Regions from separate parts of the Mus musculus genome. Here region 2 is linked to region 1. The links are chromatin loops, found by intact Hi-C in ENCODE. Cell type or tissue: left cerebral cortex. All regions are shown on one strand. Each heading gives the region's core, and the rest is flanking DNA. Links, peaks and the distances in the headings are about the cores only. Region 1 holds the start of M6pr (mannose-6-phosphate receptor, cation dependent). Region 2 has its middle 76 kb from the start of A2m.

Evidence for each region. Peaks named below come from ENCODE experiments on the same cell type or tissue, not always from the same donor. Only the 100,000 strongest peaks of a DNase experiment are listed, where the experiment ranks them.
Region 2: it touches region 1 in a loop (11-fold over the local background); 19 of 42 quality-filtered maps call a loop at or near these places.

What each region holds. Positions count from the first base shown.
Region 1 is chr6:122,298,526-122,315,094 of GRCm38, forward strand. It overlaps M6pr (mannose-6-phosphate receptor, cation dependent), which reads left to right and starts at 10,195. Exons shown (of 7, transcript NM_010749.7): 1 at 10,195-10,641; 2 at 13,709-13,888; 3 at 14,734-14,900; 4 at 16,532-16,569. The coding sequence starts at 13,710. In left cerebral cortex, for the core only: CTCF peaks have their summits at 5,971 (motif pointing left) and 6,184; a DNase peak (open chromatin) is centred at 5,963.
Region 2 is chr6:121,551,889-121,568,457 of GRCm38, forward strand. No RefSeq gene overlaps it. Among named protein-coding and RNA genes, the nearest start is that of A2m, 76 kb to the right of the region's middle. In left cerebral cortex, for the core only: a CTCF peak has its summit at 9,207; DNase peaks (open chromatin) are centred at 8,648 and 9,222.

The DNA of each region.
Region 1 (16,569 bases), core at 4,685-7,184:
TTCACAAACTTATAAAGGGTAGGACCACCCATGTAGCAACCCTTCTCTGCCTTGTCTAAACGCCCCATACAACCTACTTTCAAAAGTCTTGTGGAAGATTCCAAAACCTTCACCCAGTGCTCTACCAGTGTCCCGCTATGTATTATTTGTTTGTTTACCTGCTGCGGCTGTGTTTGTAAGGGTCTTATTGAGACCTGTCCATATCATCTTTCTTAAAAATGATTTATTTTTATTGTATTCGTATTGGTGGGTTTCCAGCACATATGTCTGTATGCGGGTGATGGATGTCCTGGAACTGGAGTTACAGACAGCTGTGAGCTGCCATGTGGGTGCTGGGATTTGAACCGTGGTTGGAAGAGCAGCCAGTGATCCGGTCCCTTGTCCATATCATCTTATATCTCAAAAGCAACTTAAATAATAATAAGTCCACTTTTAAGGTTACAGAGTATCATACACGTGGTTTTTAAGGTGTGAGGCATGTGTGTGTTAGTATGTATGTGTACGTAAACATTTTAAGGTGCTGTTTCTGTTCAAGGACATCTTGGAATTTGGAAATAATCCTAACGTGTTTCATTATGTTATGAATATAATTTATATTTGGGGATAACAACAAAATTCTACAATGCAATTTCCTGAGTATTCATTAAAAATGCAATTGTTTAGTTGATTGTTTTTAAAAGACTTATTTATTTATTTTATGTATGTGAGTACACTGTAGATGTCTTCAGACACACCGGAGGAGGGCATCAGATTCCATTACGGATGGTCGTGAGCCACCATGTGGCTGCTGGAAATTGAACTCAGGACCTCTGGAAGAGCAGTCAGTGCTCTTAACCACTGAGCCATCTCTCCAGGCCCTGTTTAGTTGATAAAAAAGAAAGAAAGAAAGAAAGAAAGAAAGAAAGAAAGAAAGAAAGAAAGAAAGAAAGAAAGAAAGAAAGAAAGAAAGCCGGCGTGGTGGTGCACGCCTTTAATCCCAGCACTTGGGAGGCAGAGGCAGGTGGATTTCTGAATTCGAGGCCAGCCTGGTCTACAAAGTGAGTTCCAGGACAGCCAGAGCTACACAGAGAAACCCTGTCTGGGGGGGCGGGGGGGAGGGACAATAAAACAATGGAGAAACATCTAATAGGAAAATACAGGAGAAACAAGAAGTTACATCAGGCCTTGACAGACGGGGAAATGGGCCACAGGAAGATAATAAAGTTGGCAAACTTCTGGCTTCTTCCTGGCCTCCTGACCAGACATAACAGCCTAGCAGACTAATTTTTCCCCCACTCTGCCAGGAGGGGACTCCTGCCAGCTAACCAGGAAAGACTAACTAGCTGGATAAACTCAAGGGCTGACCTCAACCTGATCCCTCAAAGTTGTGGGCTTATCAGCTTTCCCGGTCTAAACTGGCCAGTGCTGAATTATACTTGGCTTGAACTGGCTCATGTAATTGTCTGCAGAGAGAAGATAGGGAAAAGGAGCTCTTCCACTCCCCCATCCCCCACCACCTGCCCTCACCCCTCACCCACAACCCCCACTTTCCCTGCTCCTGGCTCCACTTCTTCCTGTCTCAGTCTCAGCACCAATCATTTCGTCCTCAGAGATAACTTATCATTCTTGTCTTTCTCTCTCTTCCTTTCTTTCTCTCTTCCTTTCTTTCTCTCTTCCTTTCTTTCTCTCTTCCTTTCTTTCTCTCTTCCTTTCTTTCTCTCTTTCTTTCTCTCTTTCTTTCTTTCTTTCCTTCTTTCTTTTTTTCTTCCTTTCTCTCTCTCTTTCTTTCTTCCTGTCTTTCTCTCTCTCTCTTTCTTTCTTTCTTTCTTTCTTCCTTTCTTTCTTTCTTTCTTCTTTTTCTGTTGACAGTGTTTGTCTGGGTAGCTTTAGCTGTCCTGGAACTAGCTCTGTAGACCAGGTTGGCCTTCAGATGCAGAGATCTGCCTGCCTCGGCCTCTTGAGTGCTGGGATTCAAAGTACGAGTCACCATAGCCCAGCCAGTAAGCATTCTTAATCTCTGAGCCATCTGTCCAACCCAGCTTCTTTACTTTAAATTAAAGTATTGGGGTAGGGGGAGAAAGTTGGCTCAGCAGTTAAAAGCACTGGCTACTCTTCCAGAGAAGCCACGTTCAATTCCTAGCACCCACAGGGCACCTGGCACCTCACCTCTGTCTGTAACGCCAGGTCCAGGAGATCCTACACCCTTCTGCTATGTGCAGGCAAAACACCAATGCACACAAAATAAACATTAATTAACTTTTAAAAAGAAATGTTTTTCATCTGTTGTTTCTTCCTGTGTGGTCGAGATCCCCCTTCACTTTCCCCCTGCCTTTTACTTCTTTAATCGGTAAAGAAAACAACCCACTAAAGACCCCTAGAAACAGATATAAATTGTATTTTGGACCAAGAAGATTAAAGAAAAAGGAAACTGCCTTTAGATGAGAAAAGATGTGAAGTTTGGTCAGTCTGACACAGTTTAGAATCACCTGGGAAGATGGTCTCAATGCAGGACAGTCTAGACTGGGTTGGCCTGTGAGCATGTCTGTGCAATTACCTTTATTGCTTTAATAGAGTTGGGGAGATCTGCCCTTTGGGCAACCCCATGCCGTGGGCCCTCACCATCCTAAACTGTGTAAGAGTGCTGAGTGAGCAGAGCACACACAAGTACACATACACTTCATCCTTTATCTTGACTCGGGGTGTGACAGGCTGCTTCCAGTTCCTGCTGCCTTGACCTCACTGCAATGATGGACGGGAATCAGGAATTGTATTTATTTTACCTTTCTTTAAACCCTTTCTCTCCTAAGTTGGTTTTCATAAGGTATTTTATCGCAACAACAGAACCAAAACTAAGTCAGCAAGGTCAAAAATTGTTCTCCCACAACTGTTTGACACAATTAGACAATGGTTACAGTGTTGTAAACAGTTTGCAACACTTGAGCTTGGTAAAGGATGTCATGGTAAGAGCTAAGTGCACTGTAACTGACGTTTGTTCAAAACAAAACAAAAGCCTAAGATCTACTTCCATAGCAAGAGAGTAATGTGTTTATAGTTAACTAAAGATTCCTTATGCATTAGGATCTTGATGGACATTTCAGCTTGACTTAAAATACAAGATCTAGGCCAGACATGGTTGAAGGGACTCTGGCCAGCACAGCTCTGGCAAGCCTGGCCTTTCTTCCCCACTCCCTCTGCCTTACCCTTTAGATTATATTCCTAAAGCTAGCCAGCAAGGTCTATTCTCTTATTTGGCCAGTTCCTCCTCCTGAGGCTGACTACCAAGGCCTAGTTCTCAAAGTATTGAAGTCCAGCAATCAAAAGTCCCCTTTGGTTGACCTAATTAATATGCTCAAACAAAATATACCACTGCTTCCTAGCCCATCCTAACGCAACCCTCCCCCTTTTCTCTTCTTAAAAATTTCAACTGAGTCCGTGCAGTGGTGGCGCATGCCTTTAATCCCAGCACTTGGGAGGCAGAGGCCGGTGGATTTCTGAGTTTGAGGCTAGCCTGGTCTACAGAGTGAGTTCCAGGACAGGCAGCGCTACACAGAGAAACCCTGTCTCGAAAAAACAAAAAAACAAAAAACAAAAAACAAAAAAAAAAAAAAAAACAAAATTCAACTGAAAGGTCATTTGCTGCTGTTTTCCTGTCTGAGTCAGAAAGCAGCCACTGTAACTGTGCTTCCCTGCTTAATAAAGGCTCTCTCTGTGAAGACAGGTGTTTGAGTGTGGTTTGTGTCCAGTCCAGCGTAGAAAGGAAGCCCCCTCCCCTGATCTTGGAGTCTCCTAACAATGGTTGATTGCCCTCACACATTTCATTCCAGCACACAGGAGGCAGAGGAAGGCAGATTCATTTGAGTCCCAGGCCAGCCAGGGAAACATACTGAGATCTTGTCTTTAAAAAGATACAAAATAAACACATAGTGGTTTTTTGTTTGTTTGTTTGTTTTATTTTGATTTTTTGAGACAGGGTTTCTCTGTACTTTAAGGATGGGAGGGAGCAGTCAGGGTAGAGAGACTGTTAAATGGTTAGGAGTTCTTGCTGCTTTTATAGAGGACGGGGGTTCAGTTTCCAACACCCACATCTATGGCTTACAGCTGCCTATAACTCTGGATCCAGGGTATACAGCGCCCCGCTCTGGCCTCCTTGGGCACCAGGCACAAACACAGCACATATACACACATACAGGCAAAACATTCATACACGTGGGAAAAAAATATTTTTCTAAAATGATGTGGGAGAATCAAAAGGACAAAGGAGACACCCATTTGTTCTTAGCAGTATCCTATGCCCTCCGAAGCAATGTCTCTGCCCCTCCATATGCTACATGCTTCTGTGGCAGAAACCACACCCTGGCCAAGAAGTCTGAGTCTCTGACCTGTGGTGAGGAAGTGTTAACCTTACATTTTTGAGTTGTTTCCTCAGCCTCTGAGGTCATAACAACTGTCGAATCACTATTTCAGTATATAAAGAACCACTTATCTTTCAGTAGTTGATCATCTTACTAGAAAACAAGTCCTTACGGGAAAAAAAAAGGTAAAGTGAGACAGTCTGTAACTGACCAATATTCTCAAAGTTCAAAGGTCAAATAAGACAACCAATTGCACCCTGTCTCTCACTCGGCTCCTATAGCTGGGGCCTGGGAAGCAATGGAAAGGAATGTTTATTGGAACAACTGTTGATATTATGCATGACACTGAAGACTAGATAATAATAATACTGAGTTCATCTTATAGCTCCTGATTTTGATAATTATACTATTATTACAAAAAATGTATTGTTCTTAGGAAATACACTCTGTTATGTTTAATGGTAATGAAGGCAGTAAGCATTAAATTGTTCAAAAATCAATTAATGTGGAAGGGAGCAAGAAAAAAAGAGAACTCAAATAGAGTACTTTTTTTGGAGACAGGGTCTCACTGTGTGGACCAAGCACTCCTTTGAATTTGCAATCCTCCTGCCTCAGCTCCTCCAGCGCTGGGATCCAGCTCCTTTGTGCTCCTTCTTACACTTCCCACACGTGTTTAAATTAGTAAAAGTGAAAGTTGCAGAGACCAAAAATGTATTTAGCCTTTGAAATATGTTCAATGTTATCAGTTTGACAGACATCGATAAACATCAAAATTAAAATCCACCTCGAAGTGGTTAAGTTAAATACATGCATAACAAGAAAGTACTGGTTTCCAAAAACCCCTAGGCAGAGCAGAAGTGGAGTTCAGGAAGGATGTGTCGGCCGCCGAAACACAGCCACAGTGAAGTGTCGAGAAGTTGAAGGACCACTCTCAACACAGCTCCCCAGCCGCTGGACAGCCTTTATCTACGTCAGGGACCTTGAAGTCTGTTCTGTGAGGCAGAAATTCAAACATGCAAAGCCCTTGGACTGGGCACAGAAACCCTGGACTGGGGAGAGTCCGCCCTGCTTCCATTCCCACAGAAGACTGGTCACCCAACCTGCTCACGCAGGATCCTGTTACCAACACGATCCCCTCTGTGCAGCCCAATGCTCCTTCAGACAATGGCCTAGAAGCCAAATTTCTGAAGTGGAACTGGAAGTAATCAACGAAGCCGGTGGGAACCCTGGGAGCAGGGTTTAAAAACAGATGAGACAAGGGGCTAGAGAAAGGAGGGGTGGGGAGGGATAGACCAAAACTCAGGATGTATACTGAGACTTAAAAAACCCCAGTAGTTGGTAAGCTAATTAAAAACATATATTTAAAGGAGTTTGAACAGATGTGTCCTCTATGGTGGGCAATGCTGCCTTCAGAAAACATGAGTTCTAAAATTAAAATTTTGATGCCAGGCATGAGTTGCTTCCATATGAGTTATCGGTCAGTAGGGCTCCAGGGGCACCTAATACAATGTAGGTTATTATTGCTCTTGGATGCTCACCATAACTAAATGGGTAAGTCTCTATTAGGAAAGAAGACGGCTCATTTAGTTAGCAAGATACCAAGAACTTGATCTTGAACTGAGCAGGCGCCCCCTGCTGGCTAGCATTCATAGTGCTGGAAGGCGCTCTGCAAGACTGATGAGGGAAATTGATCTTTGATTTCACTCAGCTCTGGGCCCTGCTTGCTGAACTACTTACTGATCTAGCAGGCAAGATGTGCCACTGGGTTCATGGTTCATGGCAGACTTTTCCTGAGCAGTCGCGACACACATACACATTGGCTCACCCCAGAAAGGGAGCCTGTGGAAGACCCATGTAAGTACTGGCACCGAGGTCCAATATGGTGAACCAATGAGGGTCACTAGCAGGAATGTGGGAGAGGGGTCCCTTACAAGGAGTAGGGATGATTCAAAGGCAGCCGTGTCACCAGAAAGCCTACCCCAACATAGGTGATGACTCCTGAAAACTACAGCCCAGAGCTCTCTACCTATTCCTCTCCTTCTGACCTTGGTTTGGGCAGTCAGAGGCTCCACCCCAGCAACTCTCTACTCTCTTCTTCACTGTTGACATGGGCCCCAGTGACTCTTCCACGCTTGTGTTATTTAGGTCATGTGACCTTCTGCTTACCTCCTGAGGCCCCCTCTGTCTTCTAGTACCTCCTGGAAGAAATGTTTCCATTTGAAGAAAACGTTACAAATCTAAGGAACACATTATGCAACAAAACTGTTGACTGGTGTAACAGCTGCTCTCTTGACTGGATCTGAGGACTTCCTACAGGAGGATATTGACGTCTGTACCGAAACCCCAGGCTGGGGAAAGAATAGGCCGCAGGGGAGAATCTGATGATATTGTTTTGCTAAATGGTAGCGCTGCCAAACTGCCTTCTAAATAGTTATGTTTCGATTCACAGATCTGAGCTGTTCCCAGCCTTAGTCAAAGAAGCTTCCTGTTGCAGGTAGTAGAGGTCAATGCAGAGACTCGTAACTATTCAAAATGCTAAGACCGAATAAGTGACTGAATGCCCGGTAACAAGTGGGACATCTTTGTCAAGCCCTGCCTCAAGGAACATTTCAGGAGATAGAAGTGGAAAGAAGGGGAGGAGCGTGGCTGTTTATAATGCATGCCTTTAATCCCAGTACTTGAGAGGCAGAGGCAGGAAATTATCTATGCGTTTGAGGCCAGCCGGATCTACAGAGTGAGTTCCAAGACGACAAAAGCTACATAGGGAAACCGTGGTTTTTGTTTGTTTTTGTTTTTGTTTTTGTTTTTGAGACAGGGTTTTTCTGTATAGCCCTGGCTGTCCTGGAACTCACTTTGTAGACCAGGCTGGCCTCAAACTCAGAAATCCACCTGCCTCTGCCTCCCGAGTGCTGGGATTAAAGGCGTACGCCACCATGCCCGGCCGGGAAACCGTGTCTTGAAAAGTAAAAACAAAACAAGCAACAACACAGAAATCAGGTTCAGCCAGATCCCAGCAGCTGCAGGGGCTCAGGTCTTCAGTGGCTCTTTCTGTCTCCCTTTCATTTCCGGAACCATGGCCTCTGCTCTGACTGTCTTCAAGGTGTTCAATGACATGAAAGTTCGCAAATCTTCAACACCAGAAGTGAAGAAACGCAAGAAGGCGGTGCTCTTTTGCCTGAGTGAGGACAAGAAGAACATCATCCTGGAGGAAGGCAAGGAGATCCTGGCAGGAGATGTGGGGCAGACTGTGGACAACCCCTAACCACTGTGGTCAAGACGCTGCCAGACACGAACTGCTGCTATGCACTCTATGATTCAAGCTATGAGACCAGAGGGAAAGGAGGGCAGCACAGAAGGAGGAGGGACAAATAACACCAAGGCTTTCTGATAAACCCTCATGTAATCTTATTATTTAATATTTACCTAAAATTATACACAATGCACACACACATTCACAAATAATATATATATATATATATATATATATATACATATATCACACTATGTATATGAAAGTTATGCCACTTGAGCTGAACACGCTTCCCACAAGAACCACAGACTAACAAAACCCCCAGTGGAAAGCATGCGATGTCTCTAAAATGGTTGGTCAGGGCAGTCCAAGTGACCCTTAAAGCAACATAGACAATGGCTACTGCCTTCGGTTGCCTCTCAGAGGTCAAAGGTAAGCTCCTCTTGCTGAAGACACAGCACATCTAGGATACAGGGCTCAGACTGTATGAGCTCGATCTAACCCGAAAGCCGCATTCCTGCAGTATAGCTTCCAAGGTACCAGAAAATACTCTACAAGGTGCCAGAGAAGGGGCAATTCATAGTCCTACCCAGCTGTGGTACCTATAAATCGCAATGGCCAGCATAGCAAGACATCCATAAAGGTACAGTAGATGTCCCTCATATGTTGGTGGTAACCAGCGGCTGTCTGGTTGGACTTAAGGCCCACTCAGCAGGAGGAAAATTATACCTGGTACTAGAAATCTAACTTCCCAGGGCTGGTAGGATCTTAGAAGAAAATGTACTACCAATTTGCAAGGTCAGCATAATTCCTAACTGCATTCGAAATCATATCCTTAGGCCCACAGATAAGTGTAATTTCACCATATATCAAATAAGCATTTGTTTACAGCAAATGGAGACCATTGTAGCTGGTCTTTGCGACTTTGTGGGTTCTTCTTTCCTCCACCCTTCTCTCCCTCTCTTCCACTCCTTCAACATCCTAATATAGATAGGAGGGAAAAAAAGGATAGAGGGGAGAGAGGAAAGGAATGAGATCTCTGAAATCTAATTTCCCTTCTTGTTTCTTCTTTGAGCACAACTACTAACAAACCGTAACCACCACCACCACCCCCAATGATCAACAACCACCCCTGCCTCTCTGCACATACCCTCTGAAAAGTTCTCAGAATTCCAAATACCACCACAGAAACTATCAAACATATTTGCCTTGTGCTCTAGCAGGGACTAGCAAAAACCACGTCCCCTGTCAGAGCACAAGGCAAATATCATAGCCAGCTGTTGTGGACAATCTGAAGCAGCCCCAAATCCCACACCTGGGATCAAAATGGAAATATGTTCTTAAAATTGTTTTCTGTGTTAAAGAAGCCAAAATTCCAAAATTCTCACTACAGACCATCACAGAAAACCATGACAGGACACGGTGCAGAGATCAGCAGGTGGTGAGGGGCCTAGCCACAGTGGCTACCTCTACATCACAGCTCCTGCATCTATGACTCAGGACACATAAAAAAAGAGGGGGGCTGGAAAAACCGTAAGAGCTGCAATACCAGGATGTCTGGTGTGAAACAGTCTCATAGAAATGGTGGCAAAAACAAGATCTAAACAATGGCGATATCAATATGCTAACAGAGAAGTGAGGCTATGCCATACAAAGTGATCATCCTTGAAATCATGTACATACAAACATAAACAGATTCAGCAGGTTGTAGTGTATCTATGCAAATATTTGTAACTATAACAATTAAAGAAGATGAGACCATCAGTCTGAGTGGGGGACATGGGGAGAGCTGGGTGAAGGGGCCTTCGAAAGAAATGGAAGAAGGAAAAAGTCAGAAGAAGGGGAAGTAATTATACTTTAATTAAAATGTATTAAAACTTTTAAGTTAACTTTTTTAAAAAGTATAGGACACTACGGTGTTAGCAGTTTAAGCACAGTTCTACCTCTGACATGAATCCCTATCTAAGCAGAGTGAGGGAGGTGCATGCAAAAGCACGTGAGAGTAAAAGGGGCATGAGCAGCTAAAGCCAAAAGAAACTTCAGAGGAAGAAATGAGTAACCTGGAGAGCGAATCCAGGAAGCCGCAATTGTTTCAAACCAAGCTCTAAGAACAACTAGGGCTTGAGAAGTGGATAATAAATCCAAGGAGTCTTCAAATGACCTTACCAAAGGCACAAAGACACGGGTCCCCCCAAACTGAAGTACAGGCTAGAGGGCCGGCACACATAGGGCAGGCGCCTTTGATATATGCCTTTGACAGTATGCTTATCTAGCAAGATGCCACAATAGGAAAATTCATTGCCCAGGTAACAGTAACAATAGTTATGTCCCGAAAGAATTAGAAAATTCTGAACAAAGAAAATCAAGACAGGCAGGACCTATAACATTCCACTGTCTGGGTAGCAGAGTCAACTGCAAACCAGAAGCGAGCCCAGCCGACTGATGGCTAAACAGCGCCTCACAGAGGCCACCAAGGTAGCAGAAGAGTCCTAGAAACTACAACTCCCAGAGAGCTTCGGGCGAGGGAACTACAACTCCCAGCAAGCCCAAGGAGCGACACTCTTTGTAGTTCCACAGATCGCCCTCACGTACTGTCTTCAGACCTATTGGGACACCTGGCGCATGACCCCGCGTGGATGAGGAGCGCCCGCCCAGAGTCCCTGGAGGCGGAGCTCGAACCTCATTGGTAGAAAGGCGACCCGAAAAGAAGAAACTGATCTTGACAATCTCCGAGTGATTGGAGTTGATGGGACCGGGGAACAGCGAACTAGGCTGCTGACCAATCAGCGTCCAAAAGAGAGACCAGGGAACCAAGGTTCTGCGGTCACACGCCGCGGAGTCTAGTGGGAGGAGCAGTTGCTCAGCAGGCTCTCGCTGCTTCCTGTTTCCGGCTTCTGGAGCGGGGCGCATTGAGGCGCCTAGGGAAGCGCTGGCTTCAGAGAGGAATCGAGGGACTGGGGTCTGCGCCCCCGCACCCCTGATCTCCGGACGCGTCTTCCAACCTCAGAGACACATTCTTGGGGGCTTCTGAGCCGCGGTTGCTCTGTTTTCCCGTGACACGTGAGTGTTGGGGGCGTGGAGGAAGCGGGCTGGGGTCCTCGCACACCTCTGTACTGAAGGAGGTGCGGACCAGGACTCTCGCTTGGCCGTGGTTCTGGCTGGAGATCCTGCTAGGGAGCCCTAGGGAGGACTTGAGGCAAAAGGCATGAGAACGGAGAACGCCAGACTTCTAGGAGTGAGGAAGAGGAGTTCCAAGATCAGAGAGGGATTTGAGATGTTTTGAAGGTTGGAAAAGGAAAGTGCTCATGTGTGAAGTGTTAACTGGATTCTTGTAGAGAGAATTTTGACCTGTATCGTGGGAGTAAAGTGGCGTCATGGCGTCATTTGGGGGTAAGGTATGACTTTGAGTAGATAGAAGGCGAGAATTTCCAGACTCCTGGAAGAAGTTCGAGGAAGGTCTGTTAGCATGGTGTGGAAAAGAGTGACAAGAGTGTCTTGTGTTTCTGTGGAGACTTTGAAGCACAGAACTACCTCCTTGGGGCACTTTAAACATTGGGCCTTTCTGCCAGTTGAGACTGATCTTAAACGTGTTGGCTGCAATGAACCAGGAGGAAGAAAATAAAGCCCTCCATTAGAAAATGGAAAACGGCCATGAGTGGAAAAATGCGTGCAGGGCTGAATGAGGTCAGCAGTTTCCCAACCCCTAACTTAGTCACTCGGCGTCCTATAGAGAATGTTTCAGCATTGCCACTAGATCTGTCTCTATAGAATAAGAAAGGGGAATTCTCAAGAGCCTAAGATCCTGTTTTACAGCGTCTGAGAGTTATAAGTGCTTGCACTCTGGGGATCTCTTTGGACCATGCTAAATAGGAACTGCCCAGCTTTCAGTTTTATCCTGCTCTCTATTTGGGCCTGTATTTATCAGAAGTTTGACCACAAATGCCTTCATGGCATTAAGTCATCCAGGTTGATTTAATATTTGTGTAGCCTAGGACAAGTAACTCAGTGAGCAACTCTAAGCGTCAGACCCCTCATCTTTTCTAGGCTGTGTAACTAACACAATGCAGGCATAGCATTTCAAACATACACCACACTGAATCAAGGAGAAGCAGCTCAAAATTAGACTCAAATCTTAAGCTGGGAGAAGTGTAAAGTTATTCTTCTACTAACTTTTTGAACGTTTAAGCAAATGACAAACAGTTCCACTCATCCAGTGCCTACCGTGGCTTGTTTTAATTTTTTCATCCTGTCCCAATTTTGTGAAATTCTTTGCCCTAATTTGGGAAGAGAAAGCAGCAACAGTTAACAAATGAGGAAATAACTTGGAGGCCAGAGTGCACAGCATTCATTCTGTGAGAGCATCCCTCCAGGATATGTCCTGGGGAGCAAGCGCCTCAGAGCCCAGAATGTTACTTTTTTTAAATTAAATCCTGAGAGAACTTGCAGAAAATGGCACCGAGTAGGTTAACAGAGGAGCTCTAGGTGAGGTGACCGGTTGAGCAATAGCTGAGCTCAGGGGAGGGGAGAGCTTAAACCTGGGCTCCTTGTTACAGTTAACTTCCAACTTCCTGGTCTGTTTTAAAAAGGAGAAAGGCAGCTCTGGGTTGGCTCCCTTCTGGATAGATGACTCTGGAGCCATCCATCTTACTCCATTAGCTGTGTCAGTGGCATTTGTTCTGTTTGTCCTGTAATTTTTACTTGTGAAACAGAGACCGTTAAGTTTAATACATGGTTTGGAGAGGATTGACTAGTTAATGTCTGGTAGCATTTCAGAGAGTGCCTGGCTGAAGGCTGTCCCTCTGCTGCACATGTTCTGTAATGTCCTATCTGAGATGAGTTAGGAGTGCCTTTGACCTCTTGGCTACGTGTGATTACTGGGTGGAAATAAATGCCTTGTAAATGTTTGTATTGGTGAGTTGATGTGGGGGGCGGGGGAGTATGGGTAAGTGTGTTACCCTCCCTGCATATGGGAAATGGAAACTCAGATGTACCTTTCAGGGAGAAAGGGAAATGAATTTAGAGCACAGGGTTAGAGCTTTCACTCTCTTGTGGAGAATGTCTGGAAGAGTTAACTGTCAAAAAAAGAGTAAAACCATTATAAAATAAACAATGTCAATGGCCTGAAGGGTTACTAATAGATACTAGTAGAAGCCTTGTGCAAGCATCAGTCACTATGGCCTAACTATGAAGGTAGCCAGCTTTTCAACATTGAAATAGAACATTGTCATCCACGAATATGTTGGGCTGCATTCACAGGTATCAGGGGATATATGTGTCCAATGGGCCATAGTTTGGATGGGCCTGTTAGAATAATACAAACAGAAAGTGAACTCAGAACTTTAGAGTGTAAAAAGACAGCCATCTTACTGAAAGTTTAGCTGGCCTTAAGATTTGTGACTTGAAGGGGCGAGGTAGATTTAGGAAGACTTCTGGTCACTCCTTTTGACCCAGTGAGTTTTCTTCTGTGATTGGGTGATTTTTTTTTTTTTTTCCCCAGAGAAATGGCACATAAGTAATTGAGGTGAGTTAAGGTACTATGGCTGCTTCACCCACATTCCACATGCTTCCAGTGAATGTGAAGAAAGATTGTTGGATGTTCCCTACTGATATGTTAGGGCCCAGCAAAGTCAAGCTTCTCTCTCTTCCTTACATTTTTCATAATAACTTCAAGCTAGGATCTGTGTAAACCATGATGGGATGTTCCAGGGAAGGCCACTGACTTAGGCTTTATTTATAAACTAGTATTTGACTTTGAAAAATGGGATACTACAACATAAATTCATCAAACAGTAACAATGCAAAGATGGGTGCACCCTGGCTTATATTTTCTTCCTCTTAACATCCCCCTCCCCCATTTGTTTCGCTGGGTTTTGGGTTTTAGAGGTTTTTGAGACAGGTTGTCTCACCAAGTATCTCTTGCTGGCCTCAAATTCACAGAGGTCCATCTGCATCTGCCTCTGAGTGTGGAGATTAAAGGCATTTGGCTCTACACTGAGCCCCCGTTTGTTTTGAAGCAGTCATGCTTTTTGCAGAGTCAAAATGCCATTATTTTTTGCACAGTTGTGTGATTGATCTGTTTTGTTTCTCTCCTGATCCTGCCTTCACCTTCAACACACTCTTCCAAAAGAATGTTCCCCTTCTCTGGCTGCTGGAGGACTGAACTGTTATTGTTGCTACTCCTGGCTGTGGCTGTGAGAGAATCCTGGCAGATAGAAGAAAAATCGTGTGACCTGGTAGGAGAGAAGGATAAGGAGTCAAAGAACGAGGTGGCTCTCCTGGAGAGGTTACGGCCACTGTTTAACAAAAGGTAAAGAACCCAATGGGGGGCTGGAGAGATGCCTCAGCGGTTAAGAGCAATGACTGCTCTTCCGAAGGTCCTGAGTTCAAATCCCAGCAACCACATGGTGGCTCACAACCATCTGTAATGAGATCTGATGCCCTCTTCTAGGGTGTCTGAAAACAGCTACAGTATGCTTACATATAATAAATAAATCTTTAAAAAAAAAAAAAAAAGAACCTGAGAGGGAAGAAACTATCTAAGGGTCTAAGGGTCTTTTCTCTTTCATGAGTTTACTTTAGGTTTAATGTGGAAGGGGTGCGGTACAGGCTCTAATGTGAACTTTAGCAACTCTTAGTTTTATTTGGCTGTAATACATCCCCTTCTTTGATACCAAGTTCACAGCCATGATACTATGTATGTTTTTCTTCTCTTTCACAGAAAAGTATCAGTTTCTAAAGACAGGGTCTAAAACACCAGCTTGTAGAAATTGGAACATTACTTGATGGCTTCATATAAGACTTTAGAAACCTCAAACAGACACATGTAAACATATGCATGTCTAAGTATGTCTTCCTCTGTGTCAGGGAATCTTCAGATAAACATGAAAATGATCTTTAAACATAGGACTATCCCATGAAAACAGACAAACCCTTGCTGTGGGGAAACAGCTAACACTTTTATGTAGCTAGAATGGGTATTGCTGTCTTGGATGGTATGTTTGAACTTATTATCAACAAGTAGGACAGTCTATGGGGCCACAAATAACTCATAATTCAATGATGTTATGCCTTTGATAGGAGGAGGGAGACTGCTTTCCTGAGCATGGTAACTAGTAATCCTGTTCTTTTTCTCTTCCTCCTTTTCTTGTATAGTTTTGAGAGTACTGTGGGCCAGGGCTCAGACACATACAGCTACATATTCAGAGTATGCCGGGAAGCTAGCAACCACTCCTCTGGAGCAGGCCTGGTCCAGATCAACAAAAGCAATGACAAGGAGACAGTGGTTGGGAGAATCAACGAGACTCACATCTTCAATGGAAGTAAGATATTTCCTGCTGACTAATCCCAAGTCAGCCCTCCAGTAATCCTGTCTGAGTTGGCCTTCTCCAGCTTTCTGTATGCCGTGCTTTATGGAATTGGTCTAGACTGTAGCTCACAGTGCCCAGTTCAGAGCTGCTCAGGGCACCTCTGTGCTTGAAGACAGTGCGAAACTTTGATAAAGAGAATGTAAGATTGGACACACAGTTCAAGGTAGAGCATTTGCCCACATGCACAAAGTTCTGACATTGATCCTTAATACCACAAAAAAGGAAGACAGAAGAAAAGGATGGAAAAGGAAATATGACTATGACTGACTGAGAATGATTGACTCTAGCCAGAATTTTACACAGTCTGCAGTCCCTGCCAGTCACCCAAATACTCAACCAGTTCCATACCAGCCACTGCCATTTCTCATCCAATTAACCACTATTGAATCTTAAGATAACTTTTTTTGTGCAAACCAGTAAGTCTATTTAAGGGGGGAAAAAACCCTCTGCCTAGTTGTACTAACGACTGTATTTTTCAAATGTCATGAAAGTATATGCTGGAGGGGAGCACCTGTGGTCTGATTTCTTCCCATAACAGATAAATTATCCAGTGTAGATATTGACTATGTAAAGAATAAAACAAGTTCTTGACCCAGACTCTCTCCTAGTGCGATGGTGTTTCAGTCACTATTCTCTTGCTATAAACAGACACCATGATCAAGAGAAAGCATTTAATTGGAGGCTTACATTTTCAGAGGTTAGTGCATTATCACCACAAAGGGGAGCATGACAGTACACAGGTACACATGGTGCTGGAGAAGTAGCTCAGAGTTCTATGTCCTGATCTGGGTAAAAAGATGGGGAAAGACTCTGGGCCTTGCATGGGTTTTTGAAACCTCAAACCCACCCCAGTGACGTACTTCCTCCAAAAGGCCACACCCCCTAATCTTTACAATCCTTTCAGACAGTTCCATGCCATAGTGACTTAACCAGTCAAATATATGGGGCCACTCTTATTCAGACCACCACAGATGGCTTTAAGACACCAGCTCACTAATCTTAAAATCTTGTTTTCTCATATGCAAAGTTGAAAGAATCCTTAACTTGGTTGTCAGTCAAACAGTATTTTACAGAGAATGTTAATCATAGTAAATAAATACTTAGAGTCCCTGCTGCCTGGCAATCTTGTGGAATCCCCTCTTCTTTTGCATTGTGTTGAGAAAATGCACATCAGTGTTAAAAGCTTGCATAGAAACTGTCTTTGCAGTCTCTCGCCTGCCTTTAGTATAGAAAAGAATAAGGTTAATCTTACATATCTGGTCATTGCTCTCTTAAAACAAGGGAACAAAAGTTTTCTTAAGAAACAAGTTTTAAGGCCAGGTAAGGAGGCTCATGTCTGTGATCTCAAAACTTGGGAGGCAAAGGCAGGAAGATCACAAGTTGGAGGCCAGCCAGAGCTACATAGCAAAACTCATCTTTTAAAAAAGAAAGATTTTAATTTAGCATTCAGATAAACAGATCGTATCAATTATCATTAACTAAAAATGGTTCCAGTAGCTTATTCCACACCATCATGCTACCCACTGTTGCCTCTGCTTTCCCTGCTCTCCGTAGTGCTCTCCATTGTTCTTGTCCCTCCTCAGGTAATTGGATCATGCTGATATATAAAGGGGGTGATGAA
Region 2 (16,569 bases), core at 7,334-9,833, 740 kb before region 1:
AATGAAACACTGCTTTGAACTTACTATTGACATCCTTCTGTAACTCCCTTTTGTGTAACATTTGACCTGTGAGCTAATTTTATAAAGAACTTTTGTCTAAGAAGGTATAAAAAGGCTGAGAGAGAAAAAAAATAAAGTGTGGCTGTTGGGGCTCTGCTCCATCCACCAAATGCATGTTTGTGTGTGTGTGTGTGTGTGTGTGTGTGTGACTTTTTCTCTCTCTTTTTCTTCATTGCTGGCCTCTTAAGAGTTAAAGAAGGACACACACACACAAGAAAAAAAAGAATAGAATGGGTGTTGGGGAATAATATCCTAGAATGTGTTTATTATAAATGACAAGATACTTATAAGGAAGCCAGCACAGAGCTTTGTAGTCAAGCCTTAGAAGAGTAGAGGTGGGGTTCGCTGAATGACTGGGAGTAGGGTGGGGGGAGTTGGGTTCCAAACCAGCTTCTGTTGCCTCCCCACCTCCAGTTTGCCTGCCTGCAGGAGCCCACTCTGTCAGGAAACACTCTGGGAAGGAATTCTGATGAGTGTGGTTCAGTCACACCAAGCTGACAGCCTGGCAAAGCCACACGGCTCCCAAATTCCTGACCCCAACAAACTCTGAGGAATTTTAATCATCATTTTCAGAAACATCAATGATAAGTTTTGTCTCTGCCAGATCTGAAGCTGGGGACACTTCCAAAGTCACAGCAGAGGCATTCCTGGGAGGGAGGACTTCAAACCACTTTGAGACATGCAATGGGTCTCCAAACAAAGAAGCACAGGGTGACAGGCACAGAGCCTTCGTCGGATCTGACAAGTGTGTGTGCACTAGATCCTTGTCATGGTATGGGGCCTAAGCCTAAGCCTGGGGCTGCCAGAGGGGCCGGATGTGGAGTTCACTGGAGGGTTTATGGGATCGGAATCAGGACTGGGGATTTTCTCTTTCAGCGTCTGAGCTAGTTACCTAGTTACCTAGTTACCTTCATCAGAAGAATATACAAAATCTCACTTACTTTAAACTTTATGGAAAATCAAGGTATGGCTGGATCATAAAACAGTCAAAGCACTTGTGTTCCTTGATAGGGACAGAGAAGAGTTGAGGAAACTTTGTAATCCTTCATATCTTCTAGGATAGAGGGATAAAAGGTTCAAATCGAAGGCTGACATTTCAAAAGATATTAGAATGGGTGTATTATCCCAACAGTAATGCTGCTTACCTGGTTACTACCTGATGCTGCAAGATATTTAATCATACTGTGAACCCTCAGATTGTGTTATTTACAGGGAAAAAAAAGACTGCTGTGGTGTGGTTCAGCCTTAACGCACTTTTAATGCAAGAGCTTTCTCTTTATTGTAAACAGGATTAAATAAAGTCAACCAGAGATCAAGAGGCAGAACAAGCAACCAGAAGACAGGAAATATTAAGAAAAAGACCATAAAGAGTAAGAGGGAGTCAGGAGGATGGATAGAGAGAGACACACAGGAAGTAGAAGGGAAGACATTTGGTTTGGAAGAGGTTTTTTGAGACAGCCCAAGGGAGGGAGTTGCTTCTGGATGTTGCTGAGGAGGAAGGTCAGCTGAGTGCTTTCTCTGCCTTTCTGAGCTAGCAGGCTTTCACCTCAACATCTGGCTCCTGAGTCTTCAATGGTAAAATCTAACAATTGAGATTTCGTTAAAGAAGCAACAACTGACATGCTTTGCTGGATGATAGAAAGAGGGCTGGAGTCATCTGCAACCTGGGAGCCCTCTATGGTATGCTATCCCTGAGTACTTGAAGATACCCATGGAAGCATGCTGAGTGGTGATGTCATCCAGTGCACTGACAAAACCATAGACAGGCTTATGTCTTTCCACAGTGTGTGCACACTGCCAGATTAAATAGCAATAGCTTTATAAAGTACATCAGTTTTATGGCCTCTAATTTGCCAAATAGTCCCAATTTCCCTTGATAGCTGGCCAAGCAAAACACAGGCTATTTTATTCCAACCTTAATTATCAATTAATTCTCAGGTCACACATTATACAAAATGTATGCGAGTGGGGTGTGTGTGTGTGTGTGTGTGTGTGTGTAGGTTATAGGAGAGATAGGAGAGCTATCAAGGGTTAAAGAGGAGTTCAAAAGAAGCTGGACTGGAGGCAAGCAGAAAACTAGTAGAGATTCAAAGGGGAATGAATCTCTGTGGGGATTCTCTGATGGACACTGCAGGAGGTGCTGCTGCTGAGTCAATTTCAGGTTAGAGTTGAGCTAAGCCTCAGATGCAGTCCAATATGCAAATGAGGTACAGAATGTGGAGGCCATCGAGGCAAAGGGCAGGGCCGGATCCAGACAGATGGAGGGGTGGACAGACAGCAGGTCTAGATGGCAGACGTGTGGACAAATGAATGGCCATTTGAGGAACTTCTTCAGCAGTGGAGACAGACAAAACAAAGCCCTGGGCAGCTGGATGTTGTCTGCATAAGGGTGCTTATGTCACAGGCTAGAGTCATCTGAGAGGAAGGAACCCCAACTGAGGAGATGCCTCCATAAGATGGGGCTGTAGGCAAGCCTGTAGGGCATTTTCTTAGTGATTGCTGGGGGACAGCCTAACACACTGTGAGTAGGGCCACTCCTGAGCAGGTAGTCCTATCAGAAGGTAAGGTGAGCAAGCCATGGAGAGCAAGCTAGTAAGCAGAATGCGTACACACACACACACACACACACACACACACACACACACACACACACACACACAGAGAGAGAGAGAGAGAGAGAGAGAGAGAGAGACAGACAGACAGACAGACAGACAGACACACAGACATACAGACACACAGACACACACTACCACCACCACCACCACCACCACCACCACCACCACCACCACCACCACCATCACCACCATAGTCTTTGCATAAGCTCCCACCTCCAAGTTCCTTCCCTGGCGTCCCTCAATGATGAACAATGACATGGAAGTATAAGCCACATAAACTCTTTCCTTTCCAACTTGCTTTTGGTCATGGTGTTAAATTATGAGCCCATGTCTCATAGGTAGTGATGGCCAAATGGTGATTCTGTATCCAACAAGGTAGAGAGTCTTCATCCTGGCTGTGTTTGCATTCAAAATGGAATCATGTGTTGCTTGTAAAACTAAGTCTCCCCGTGGCAAGACATACCCTGGAGACTTGCTGGTTTATACAATATGGAGTAACTTAGACAAAGCACACCCTGACCTCACCAATGACTGACAACTGAGTTCCATGTTCCCACTCCCCTGCCTCAGAAACCCCCTCCTGAGTGTGGAAGACAAACTTCCAGAGCTCCTCCTGTCACTTGGCCAGCTCCAGATCCTCAGGCGCTGGGATGGAAGCCATCTGGCCTTAGGATGAAAGGCCTTATTGACAAATGTTTCTGCTGAGATAAAAGGCAAGAGGCCTCCTGTGTCCTCCAACACTCAAACTGTCTTCCTAGGATTGGTTTGCAACAGCACGGTGCACTGGACAATGTTGGGAAGTAGCAGGTGGAGCTCGCTGACTTGAATCCTAGCAGTTGGGGAAGTATAGCTCCCCGGCTTTGAGCAGCCACAGTGACCCCCAAGCAGCTGTGTTTTGTATTTTATCATCTTTTAAAATTGTTATTAGCTTTATTTATTACTAGCATAAATACATTGTACAAAATGAATGTTAAAACATTCTCATCCATGTATGTCATATACTCTGATCATGTCTATCCCTCATTAGCCTCTCCTAAGCTCCTTTCCACTGGTCCCTTCTTCCCAAATAAACGTCTCCCCCCACTACTCACTCCCGATTACAAGAGTTATTATTTTAAGTCTAGATTTCCTAAATGATTTTTAATGTGATATTTGTATTTCTGGTCCTGGATGATTTCATTGAACACGGTGATCTCCAGTTACATCTATTTTTCCTGAAGATGACATTGTTTTCTTCTCCGTGGCTAATTGGTACCCTGTTGTGTACACAGACATCGTTTTCTTCATCCATCATCTGTTGACGGGTGTCTGAGCTGAGTCCATAACTTGACTAGTATGAAAAATACTGCATTAAACACGCATGCGCAGATGACTCCGTGAGAGGCTGGCATTGATTCCTCTTGGTGCATGCCTCCAAGTCAATCATAAGGTACTTCTATCTTTAACCTTTTGAGGTGATTCCATACTGATTTCCATATTGGCTGCACTATTTTCCAATCCTACAACAAACTCTCCACATCCTTGCCCAACCTCCATTGCTTTCTTTGCGGTAGCCATGTTTCCAGCGTAAGATGGACTCTCATTGTAGCTTTAGTTTGCGTGTCCCTCCTGGCTTAAGGATGGCTAACATTGTTTCAGATATTTAATGGCTGTTATATTTTCTTTGAGAACTTTTTTTTTTGTCTGCTTATTGGATTTAAAAAAAAAGTTCTTTGTGTATTTAGTCCCTCATCAGATGAATAGTTAGCAAATATTTCCTCCAATTTTGTAAGCTGTCTCCCCTTTCTTGTTGTTTCCTTTATGGTGCCAAAGCTTTTCGATTTCACCGTGTCCATCTTTCATTTCTGGCCTATGAGAGTCTTATTTGACACATTTTTTTCCTTACTTGTATCTTGAAGTGTTTTTCTTTGTATTGCTTCTAGTAGCTTTAAAGTTTCAGAATTTGCATTAAGGTCTTTGATCCATTTTGAGTTGATTTTTGTACTTGGGAATGGTACAGATGGGTCAATACCATATGAGAATATTCTCTCTGAATCATCTCCCTTAGTTCCCATGGTCAGTTTTCCCAGAATTGTGCTTCAAGTCATACCACGTTTCGGCCAGAAGGGGGAGCTATGTGGTCTCTAGTCACAAGTTTATGGTTAAGGGGCATACTACAGTCTAGATCAGCAAATGGCTCAATCTGTTTAAAGAATTCTTAGATAGTTTTAACCCCTTTGTTAACAGGTCCTTTCATCCTGGTTTGGATAAACGATAGACACACAGATAAGATAAATTGCTGAAGGACTCCCAGGGTTAGAGACTCTGATTAACAAGATAAAGGCGTCTCAGTGGGAATAAATATGGGGAGAAGATTCTCTAGAGCCAGCTGCCAGTAATTAACCCCAAGGGTCCCAGCGGGAAGTTGCCAGTGTGGTATTTCAGCCAGGGCTATATGGAAACATTCTCTTGGTCTCTGATACACAGATTTTAGAGCGAAAATCATCCAAAGGGGACTCTCCCTGTCGGAGAAAAGGGAAAACAATACAATTATCAGCCTGTGGATTTCACAAAACTCCTCTTGGTGGTGGTGGTGGTGGTGGTGGTGGTGGTGGTGGTGAGCTCACCATTCTGGGATTAAGGGAGAATCCCTGGACGGCTCAGCAGCCACCCCCCTATTACAATGTGGCTTAGTTTATGTGGGCCTCAATGACTTGGTCACCCTCAAAGGAGATCTCAGACAATTCTCCACTCCCAAATATGTAGCCTAGAGGTCCTGAGTCTGGTTCATTCTCTCTGCTGATTAAAGCTTAAAGGGCAGGAAACGTTTCAGTCACAACAAGCAAACAAGTTGTATTCAATGTAAAGGAGTGCGCACACACATATACTGTACCCAAAGAGACAGGCATCCTCATGTGGGAAGGGAATCAAGAAACTGGAGCCTGTTAACCTAAGGGCTTGGGTTTGTTATAGGTTTTGGTGGCCTGCAGTGGGCTCCTCTCCCATTTGGGGTTGGTCGACTTGTATGAAGGAGAATGGGTTGATTGACTCATGGTGGGCCAGCCTAGCCTATGCTTGGTCCAGTCAGCAGCAAGAAGGTGGGAAAAGAAGCCTTGTGAGTCTTTGTCTTGGGTGAAGAAGCCAGGAGTATGGCAAGTTGCTTATCGTCTGTCTGTCTTTCTCTGCCTGTCTCCCGGGTGCTATCTGACTTCTGTGCTCCCTACTTTGACCCCACCTAGCATATCACCTGTGTCACTATGACTTTTACTCTATTTCCCGAAGACGGTGAGTAGCCTGGAGGGCATCTCAGGCACACACTGAGTCTCTTCATACTCAGGGCATCTCAGGCACACAGTGAGTCTCTTCATGCTCAGGGTAGGAGCATAACTCAGCTGGTGTTGTGGCAACCCCACCAACTGACCCTTTTCAGGTAATCTTTTATCACCCCAATTCAGGTAATCTCCCAGGGCTTTATGATCCTTGCCTCCTGGCAGGAATGGAAAAGGAGCCTCTTAAGTCGCTAAATTATGATAAAACCAAAGAGACACCCAGGGTGCTGAGGAAAATCTGGCCTTATTTTTCTCCAGCTTATTAGAAATAATGCAGACTAAATATGCAAATCTCACTATGGACGGTGATGAAAGGAAGATTATATCTTTATCCTTTTCAATCAGCACCAAATATTAGAAAAAAGTCTCGAGGATTAGAGGACAGACCCCCACACACTGCTCAGACATAAAAGTAACCTTCAAGGTCTTTAATAACAGAAGGATCTTAAAACTCAAAATTTAAATGAGGTCAGGTTAAACCGCAAATGCTAGCAGCACCTTTATTCCAGGGCTGACTGCAGGGTAACTCAGCAAAGAAAGGGGTGACTTCAGGGTAACTCGGACAAAGGGGTGACATTCTCTCCACTCACTTGGGCCACTGGGAAAGAGCTTGCCTGCTCCATGGCTGCTGCACTGCCCTGTTCCCTTTACTGGGAAAAAGCTCACCGGAAATCACACTGCAATCAGAGAGACTCCCATTCCTGCCTGTGTCCCTACAAGGTCCTAATCATGGAACAGGAGCTTGGTAAGGATTGGCTATTATTGACTGATAGGGCAAGGGATCATTGGTCCATCACTATAACTGTTAATGAACCACAGGTCAGGGGTCATTGGTCCATCACTATCACCCTTAATGAACAACGAGCAATGGTAACTTGTAAGACTATTGTAAGAAAAGTATCAGCTCAGAACCCCCAGCACCAAGTTCTCAGCACAAAGGAACAGAGCAGGGAATAAGAGACAAACACAGGAGACAGAGGACAAGGGAGAAAGAGAAGGGATCGAAGGAAAGGAGAGAGGAGACAGAGGACAAAGAACTGCCTCTGGATAGAGAGGAGACAGACATGGCCCATAGGCAAATGGCAGTTTGTAAAAATGAAGTGGGAATCCCCATGTTAGGATGAAGTGTTGAATTTTGATTAGACATGTTAATTAGGCGAGCAAAGGGACTTGTGACTGCTGGACTTCAATAATTTGATAGCCGGACCTTGGTAATCAGCCTCAGGAGGAGGAAGTGAGCAAATAAGGGACCTTGGTGCTTCCTTTAGGAATGTAATCTTTTTTTTTTTTTTAATTTTTTAATTTTTTTATTGTAAGGCAAAGGGAATGAGAGAGAAGAGCAAGACCTGCCAGAACCATGCTTGCCACATGAGAGTCCCTTCAAATATCTCACTCATTGTATTGGTTACAGGATCTAATTGTTCAGTTTTACCAAAATCTGCTGGGCCACTACAAAAGCGCCCTCTAAAACCTAAATAAAATGGCCCACTACTGTGCGATCTGCATGGCCACTCCTTCTACTATTTCTTCTTGTCTGTTCTTGCAGTCTCTACCTGTCTCCTTAGATATGGTGGCTCAGAAAAGTTCCATGCCTCAATTAGCTTCTGCTCACAACCCCCCTGTGGCAACCTCCCTCCTGTGCTCTGTCATTTAGACTTTCTTCTGCTGGGGCCTCTCAACACTCCCCTACTTTCTGTTCACCTTTGGGTCTGAGGTACCTCCTCCCTGACTGTTGCTTACCACCATCTCTCACACTGATTAAAGATCGGAGGTGGGTGACACATGACCTTCAAGATCACAACTGAAGACAAGCTGCGTTACTACTGTGATGAATCAAGAAGTGGGGTTGTTGGGCTTTTAGGGTGTCTGGGGGCATTGGCCTAGAGCATCCACAGAACTGGCAGACTGATCTGTGGAGAGAGTAGGACCTCATGAGTTGTTTGGGGGAAGGCATTAAGTGGTGGAATAACACGTCACACCTTTCATTATTGGGCTTTGGGTGTGAAATGTCATCCATAGGCTCATGTGTTTGATCCCCAGTGGGTGGTTCTGTTTGGGAAGACATGGAACCCTGAGTAAGGGAGACCTGGTGGAGTAAGTGCACCACTGTGGATGTGCTCTGAAGTTTTACATCCTCACTCACTTCCTATTTGCTCTCTGCTTCCTGACTGCAGATACAATGTGACCAGGGGCCTCTCACTCCTGCTACAATGTCTTCAGTACCTGGATGGACTGTACCCTGGAACTGTGAGCCTAAATAAACTCTTATTTTTTCCTTAAGTTGGTTGTGTCAGGTGATTTGCTACAGTAACAAGGAACTATTACATGTATATTAAAGAAAACAAAGGCCTGAACTCAGAGGATTTCCAGCCACCTGAAGGGAAAGGATAAAATTTATGAAGACAGACCCAAGTTTTCTGTGGTTAATAGCACTGGATTTGGGACATTCCCCAATGGGAAAAGGCATTCACGATGGCAGGGGCAACCATGGGGCCCATCACTGTTGCTATTGATACAGGCAGTGTATCCCTTCAATTCAACAAGTCAGGCATTTATTATGATCCAGCCTAGAGCAGCAAGGATCTAGGTCATGATGTTCTGTGGTTGGCTACAGCTGAGTGAGCAAATTCAAAGGATGGTAGCCACTTGCTTGTCAACAGCAGCTGGGGTCCTGAATGGGGTTCAAAGGGCCACATCAAAATATCCAAAGACAAAGAATGAAAGTGCTGCAGCCGCCAGCTGGCTCATTGCATGGGCTGATGAATCATGGTGATAAAGGAATCAAGGGCAGCATGTATGGAGGGATTCCATCTTAAAACTGACCAGACCCCTATTGTGTAAGAGAAAGCACTGAGTCACTGAGAATTCCAGTTATGATTTGGATTCTATGCCCTTTTTACAAGGGCAAAATATTATAACTTCTTTAACTCCCAGTACAAGCAGATTAATTATACTAAAAAGTCATTGCTTAATCCTCAGACTTGAATTGTGTAAAAGCTTGGGTACAGCTTTGTCTTTTAAAAATCAAGTTTAGTTCAATATAAAATAACAGCATAGTGGAAAAGGTCATGTCACACATTTCCGTGTATATAATGACATCAAAGCAACAAAGCTATACTACAGGGAAGATTAGTGATTGTCAGCAGGGATGAGCAAGGTCAATAGTGCTTCCAAGGGTACAGCAGAATTTCACTGAGAGACAGGAACATTTTACAACCTGTTGGTGGCGCTGCTGCACAATTCTACACATGAGCTCTACTTCATCAACCACATATTCACAGATGAGTTTGTGTAAAATCTAGGAGCTGAACGTCTGTGGCTTAACAGTGCTGTGTTCTTAGCAGCATCAGGAAATGGGAACAGGAATTAAGCTGCCAAGTGAAGCTGGAATTCTTCACGCCACTAAGGACGAGGATTTCAAGTTGAGTTAGAATTCATTAAAGAAAAAAAAGAGAACCAATTTTAATACAGATGTAAACTTGAGCGTTAAGGGGGAGAGAAAGATGCTTAGAAAGAGAGTGGTATACACTCAAAATATAGGCATATAGGCATTGGCTCTTCAAGAGAGAACTGCTTACATGTCTTAACACTAGACAGGTGTGTGTGTGGTATATATGTGTCTGTGGTGTGTGTGTGTGTGTGTGTGTGTGTGTGTGTGTGTGTGCATGTATATATGTGCAAATTTTTGATGGTCCCTGAAGTGATATTGTTTAAAGAGCTTCTAAGAAATACTTTTCTTTCAGTAAATGATAGCACAGGGTGGCTCCTGGGGAGCACTGCACAGGATTATGGGTGGGTGAGGTAAAGCCATTTATCACAAAAGTCAAAGGACTCCTCACTAGACTAAGTCACAAAGAAACTGAGGCAGAAATTTGACTATAAACAAAGCTCTTAATATTATCTTTGAGACTCTTTACAGGTTTGTATTAGAAAAAGAGTAAGGTTCACTCCAAGGCTATAGATGCTTTGGGTTTCCACATGATTCTGTTATTTTAGCATTCATATTTGTAACATCTTTTTAAAAACAGGAATACTGTCTTTATGGAGAAAATATTCCATGGTTTTTGTTAGTTGTGTTGAAATTCTCCACCCTTAGCCTGTGGAGACTTTAACTAGATTTCTGGGTGAAAGGTTCCCATCTTTTCTGATAAAAATATTGTCACAGTGGTTGTAGAAGTTTGCACTTCCACCAGCAAAAGAGGAGTGCTCCCCTTGTTCTGTATTCTCTAGCCTGATCATCATCAGAGGGGCTTCATCCAGCAACTGATCGGAGCAGATGCAGAGACTCACAGCCAAATATTAGGCAGAACTTGGGAAACCTTGTGGAAGGGAAGGAGGAAGTATGGGGGCCCAGAGGGTCTGCGGCAAGAGGGGTCTGGGCACCATGAGAACACAGCCCACAGAATCAGCTAAGCAGGGCTCACAGGGGCTCACAGAGACTGATGCAGCCATCATGGGGCCAGTATGGGTCTGAGCTAGGTCCTCCACATACATGTTATGGTTGTGTAGCTTAGTGTTCTTGTGGGACTCCTAACGGTAGGAGTGGGGGTATCTCTGACTCCTTTTCCTGTTCTTGGGCTTCTTTATCTTTTACAGGGTTGCCTCATCCAGCCTTGATATAAGGGTTTGCGCCCAGTTGTATTGTTTCTTGTTATGCCATGTTCAGTTGATATCACTGGGAGGCCCACTCTTTTCTGAAGGGAAATGGAGGAGGACTGAATCTCGGTGAGAGGGGAGGTTTGTGTGTGTGTAGGGTGGGGGTACTGGAAGGAATGGAGGGAGGGAAAACTTCAGTTGGGATGTAAAGTATAAGAGAAGAATAAATTAATTTATAAAAGAAAGAAATATAAAAAGTAAATGAATAAATAGATAAAATTTTACCACTGAGTGAAACTTGATAAATTATCCAAAATTCCCATATATTATTTTTGGGACTCTTGTGAGTATATAAATTGTTTTCTTTTGAACTAAACTTATTGTGTTGTATAGGCTGGACCTGATTTCAAGATCTTCCTGCCTCTGTCTCATGAGTAGCTGGGATTATGGTGTCTATGCCACTAATTTCTGCAGTACAATAATTTAAAAATAAAGTTTAAGGAGAAATCTTACAGTGAAAATACTGTAATCATCCCAGTATCTTTCTGGAATTTACAATTGATTGAATAAACTATGTTGTATCTACATATTATATACAACCTTAATGAGATGACAAATATATCAGCTGTCCTCATCTGATCACTGTGTACATGTATTGAAATGCCACAGTATGCTCCATAATACACACAACTTTTATATTAATGTGTATTTAAACAAAAAAAAATTGGTGGTTTGAATATGCTTGGCCCAGGAAGTGGCACTATTAGGAGGTATGGCTTGCTGGAATAGGTGTGGCCTTGTTGCAGGAAGTGTGTCACTGTGGGTGTGGGCTTTAAGATCCTTTCCTAGCTACCTGGACGTCAGTCTTCTCCTGTTTGCCTTCAGAGCAAGATGTAGAACTCTGAGCTTCTCCTGCACCATGTCTGCCTGGATACTGCCATGCTTCCCCCTTGATGATAATAGACTGAACCTCTTGTAAGGCAGCCCCAATTAAATGTTGTCCTTATAAGAGTTGCCTTGGTCATGGTATCTGTTCACAGAAGTAAAACCCTAAGACATTAATGAAGATACATGCAAAAGTAATGTGAATAAGTAAAAAAGTATGGTTTAGAGAACTAGATAAGATGTTCTAGCTAGAACATGAGAAAGAAAAGTAAAGCAAGAATGAACTACAGACCTGGGGTCCTGGACAACAATGAGAAGTAAACAGATTTGAAATTAACTACTTTCTTTCTGTTGTTGATAGAAATTAGGTACAAGGCAGCCCCAATCCACAAGCCAAATGAAAACAACAACAACAAAGTAGTCAATATGACCTAGCAGAACTCTGGGAACACTGAGTTCTACAGTGAATTTGTGATGGCTAACTTTATGTTTAAAAATTTTAAATCTCTGTGCTTAAGAGAAGTCTAAAGAAAACTTAGATCACCAAATGTTAAAAGCTGTTATGGGTTAATTTTTTACTGCTTTTTCTGCTTTTGTAAAATACATGTTTTGTGTCAGAGGACCTTCTGCTACCATCTGGACTAATGGTTCTCAACCTGTGGGTCTCCATCTCTTTAGGGAGTTGAACAACTCTTTCACAGGGGCTGTATATCAGATATCATACAAGTCAGATATTTATATTATGAGTCACAACACTAGCAAATTCACAGTTATGAAGTAGCAACAAAATATAATAAAGGGTCACAGCATTAGGAAGGTTTAGAACCACTTCTTTAGATAGACTGTAACCTTGTGTTCTTTGCCTTTATAAACCCCTGACAGAGGTGGCTGGATGTTGTATTCTGGAATCTCAAGTCCCTGGAGTAGACTTGGTGCCAGTATCTGAAATAAAAGCCTCTTCTTTGTTAAAACATATGAATAGTCAGATTGGTGGGTCTCTGAATAACCCTAGACCCATAACTTTGGGGGTTCATCTGGGATCTGGGCCTTCAGCCAGATCCACCTTCTCTTTCTGGCTGGCCTTGGGACCCTGGAGGCTCCCAGAGTACTGGAAGTCAAGGAATCAGACAGGCCCAGAATTAGAAGGGAGCCATGCACAGGTTCTCTATGCTTACAATCTATGCTTAAATTGTAAGAAAAGTAACATTGGAAACCCTCTGGAGGGATAGGTAATGATCCTGCCTGTTGTAAGCGTTTGTGAGACTCATGGAAGAACAGGATACAGTGCTGAATCCCCAGTCAGAGAGACTGCCTGGGTTATGCTGGCCCTCATTTGGTTTTGGTTTGTCTGGGCCATAAAATTGTAGAATTTTTCTGTCTGTTTTGTATTGCTTGGGTTATTTGTATTTGTGGTGCTGCACCGTTTTTCTTTTTAAATCTTAAATTCTAATCTTTAAACCTTCTTTGTTCTTAACTTACTTTGTTCCCTTTCGCTGGTCACTGGATCCAAATGTTTTTATGTATGGGTGATATTAAATTGTTGTTTTATCCTGTGCTGTTTCAACAAAAATCTGGCTCTGGAGTTGAGTTATAGTTCCCCATCCTCTAGACCCATGCATGTTTGTTTAAAGGTTTCCTTCAAAATCTCCATCCTATATCAGGCAGACCACCTCAGTATGTGACTGAGAAAAGAGAGCAAAACAAAATGAAAGAGACAGACTATTACCAATGGGGACTATTGCTATTCATCTCATACTTTTTGATTTTTATTTAGCTCTAAAACTCTTGCTAGAGTGTGAATCTTATCCAATGATTTGAAAGACTATTACATAATAGTCTCATCACTTTCTGTACCTCAAGATTTGTAGGTTTATTAGTATGGCTAAAGCTCTGTAAAATCTGTAACAAAATATTAACTTAAAACTTATGGCATGGGGGTTGATGGTTGAAAATCTATAATCTTAATTTACTACAGGATATGGCATATGCAACTTGGATTCAACTCTTGTTTAAAAGAAAAGGGTGATTTTAGATAACAGTGGGTCTCCAAAATATTTTGGATCATAATGTTTTTGTTTGTTTCTTTGTTTTTTTGTGGTGATTCTTGTCCTGAGTACAAGAGTTACAGACGAGGGGGAAACATTTTGGTACATAACACTAAAAAGGCTATGATGTAACAATTTTTATTCCCTAATGAGGAAGCAAATGAGGTTTTGTTTACTGTATCCAGTAACTCTTTGCTCATTTTATTTTATTTTTTTTTATTTTTTTTATTTTTTTCAATCCAGGCCGGGGGTGGGGGGCTACATGCGAAACCTTATCATGGTCCATTACTTACCTCGTAAGGATGCAGTTTGAAACAATATATAGTTCTTTTTTTTTTTCTTTCCATTTTTTTATTAGGTATTTAGCTCATTTACATTTCCAATGCTATACCAAAAGTCCCCCATACCCACCCACCCCCACTCCCCTACCCGCCCACTCCCCCTTTTTGGCCCTGGCGTTCCCCTGTTCTGGGGCATATAAAGTTTGTGTGTCCAATGGGCCTCTCTTTCCAGTGATGGCCGACTAGGCCATCTTTTGATACATATGCAGCTAGAGTCAAGAGCTCCGGGGTACTGGTTAGTTCATAATGTTGATCCACCTATAGGGTTGCAGATCCCTTTAGCTCCTTGGGTACTTTCTCTAGCTCCTCCATTGGGAGCCCTGTGATCCATCCATTAGCTGACTGTGGGCATCCACTTCTGTGTTTGCTAGGCCCCGGCATAGTCTCACAAGAGACAGCTACATCTGGGTCCTTTCGATAAAATCTTGCTAGTGTATGCAATGGTGTCAGCGTTTGGATGCTGATTATGGGGTGGATCCCTGGATAAGGCAGTCTCTACATGGTCCATCCTTTCATCTCAGCTCCAAACTTTGTCTCTGTAACTCCTTCCAAGGGTGTTTTGTTCCCACTTCTAAGGAGGGGCATAGTGTCCACACTTCAGTCTTCATTTTTCTTGAGTTTCAAGTGTTTAGGAAATTGTATCTTATATCATTTTAAAATATGGATAAATAACAGGTCTTCTGGATGTCATCTTTATCTCAGAATAATGTCCTGGGTTCAAAAAAAATGTTCGTCCTTGAATGTTTTCAAAATTCATTGAGCCTGCAAATGCTAGTGGTTTGATATATGCAAAAATTCTTCTAGTAATTTTGCCAATTTCAGTTTTCACTTTAAATAGAAGGCTATGACCAGATACATACTTGAGCTAATTGAATGCACCACCTCAGGACCCAGAGGACTGGGTCTGAAAAATCCATTTAAAAAGCAGACATAAAATGCTGCCAGAAGCCAAACCAACCAGGAAAGCTTCAGAAAAGCAGCTGTTTCAAACAAACAAACAAACAAACAAACAAACAAAAACAAAAAACATCAGTCCATGTCATCTCCTAGCTTGGGGGTGCTTGTCTCTGACCAGAGTTTGATGCCAACCTGACAGTCACTATGCACAAACTACATCCCTACCTTGATCTTCTGATTAAAATACCAGCAGAGGTTTAATTTAATTTAATTAATGAGGTAAGATCTAATTCTATTTTTGGAAAGACTAAGATGGGAGAGAGCTGTATTTTTTCTAGATAAAGAATAACAGAGGCTTGAGAAACAGGGTGAACCAGGATGGAAAGGGATTTTAAAAATTAAAAATATAGTGAAGAAGACAAGAAGCCAAGGAGTTGGGACCATGGCTATGACCAAAAACTGAGATATTCCTGTCTTATGAGTTAGCAAAATATTATGAAATATCTCTCCATACATAAGGTGTATTCAGGCTAACAGAAACTGATATCTATCTATCTATCTATCTATCTATCTATCTATCTATCTATCTATCTATATCTATATATCTTTCTTGTGTTTGCTAGCATTGTTAAGCTTTAGCTATTAAGATAAGCTGAATCATACATACAAGAAAATGTGATAGTAATTATGCATTATAAAAGGATCAAAAGTTAAGATTTACAGTCTCTCTGTGGGTTACATTTATGATTTGAAGTTTTATTTTGGCACTAAAATAGCTACAGTTCAAGAATTGTAATTTTTTAAGGCTATAATTAGGATATGTGGGTTAATAGTCACCTTATACAGGATCAAAGTCTTTGACATGCTCAGAACTGTGCTTCTAGTTGGGCTAAGAACAAGTGCAATTTACTAACAGCAGTTAGATTTATTTAACTGTACATGTTCTCAAGGTTAAGCCTAAAACAAGTAACTAAAAAGAAGTAAAGTTTATTTAAATTCAGATGTATTTAATAAATACTCTTAAAAAACTCTTCAGAGACCTGCTGAGTATGGCATTTAAATTATTCAGTAAAAAAAGGCTTCCAGTGTTAGACAAAAATCAGCTCCTAGTTGCAACCCTATAATCTTCTCCAAAGAAGATGACCCAAATGGATTGTGGTAACACTGACCAATGGTCACAAGTTCCCCATGCCTCACCCACCATCAAGCCTGTGAACAAGCAGAACACTGAAGAATTGGATATTCCCCTTTTGTGAGAGACCACACTGTGGAAAACTAAGTCCCGCAGTTACTCTCACCCTAAAGATCCGGCTGACCCTCTGAAGGGAATTATGTCACCCCCTCCTTCATTGCCTCCACCTGGCGCCTGAGACTGCCAGCTTCACTCCCTCCTTCACTTGGCGCCTAGAACTGCTTAGAGTAAGGCAGCTTCACCTCCTCCTCCATGTCTCCGTTTGGTGCCTGGGACTGTTTCAGGGCTGACATTCCAAGATAAGCTACAAGAAGCCTGTAATCAGCATTCGCCCCAGATGTCCATCCCTTTCTCTGTATTTTATTATGCCCCCTCGACCCCTCCCAATTTTCTCTCACTGTGTGCTTATAATCAGCCTCCTTGCCTTCATTAAACAGACCTTGACAACTCTTTGCTTGGTCTCGCTCCCCTTTCTCTGCCCGCTTCTCTTGCAGGCCTCAGTCCTCCTTGACCCACGGAATAACTAGGTCCTGCTGGACGGAGACATCCTTTGCCTCACCAAGGTAAGCCAGTCTCTCAAGTTCCTCAAAGACACACAGGAAAGTCTCATGGATCTTGTGGGTTTGGCAG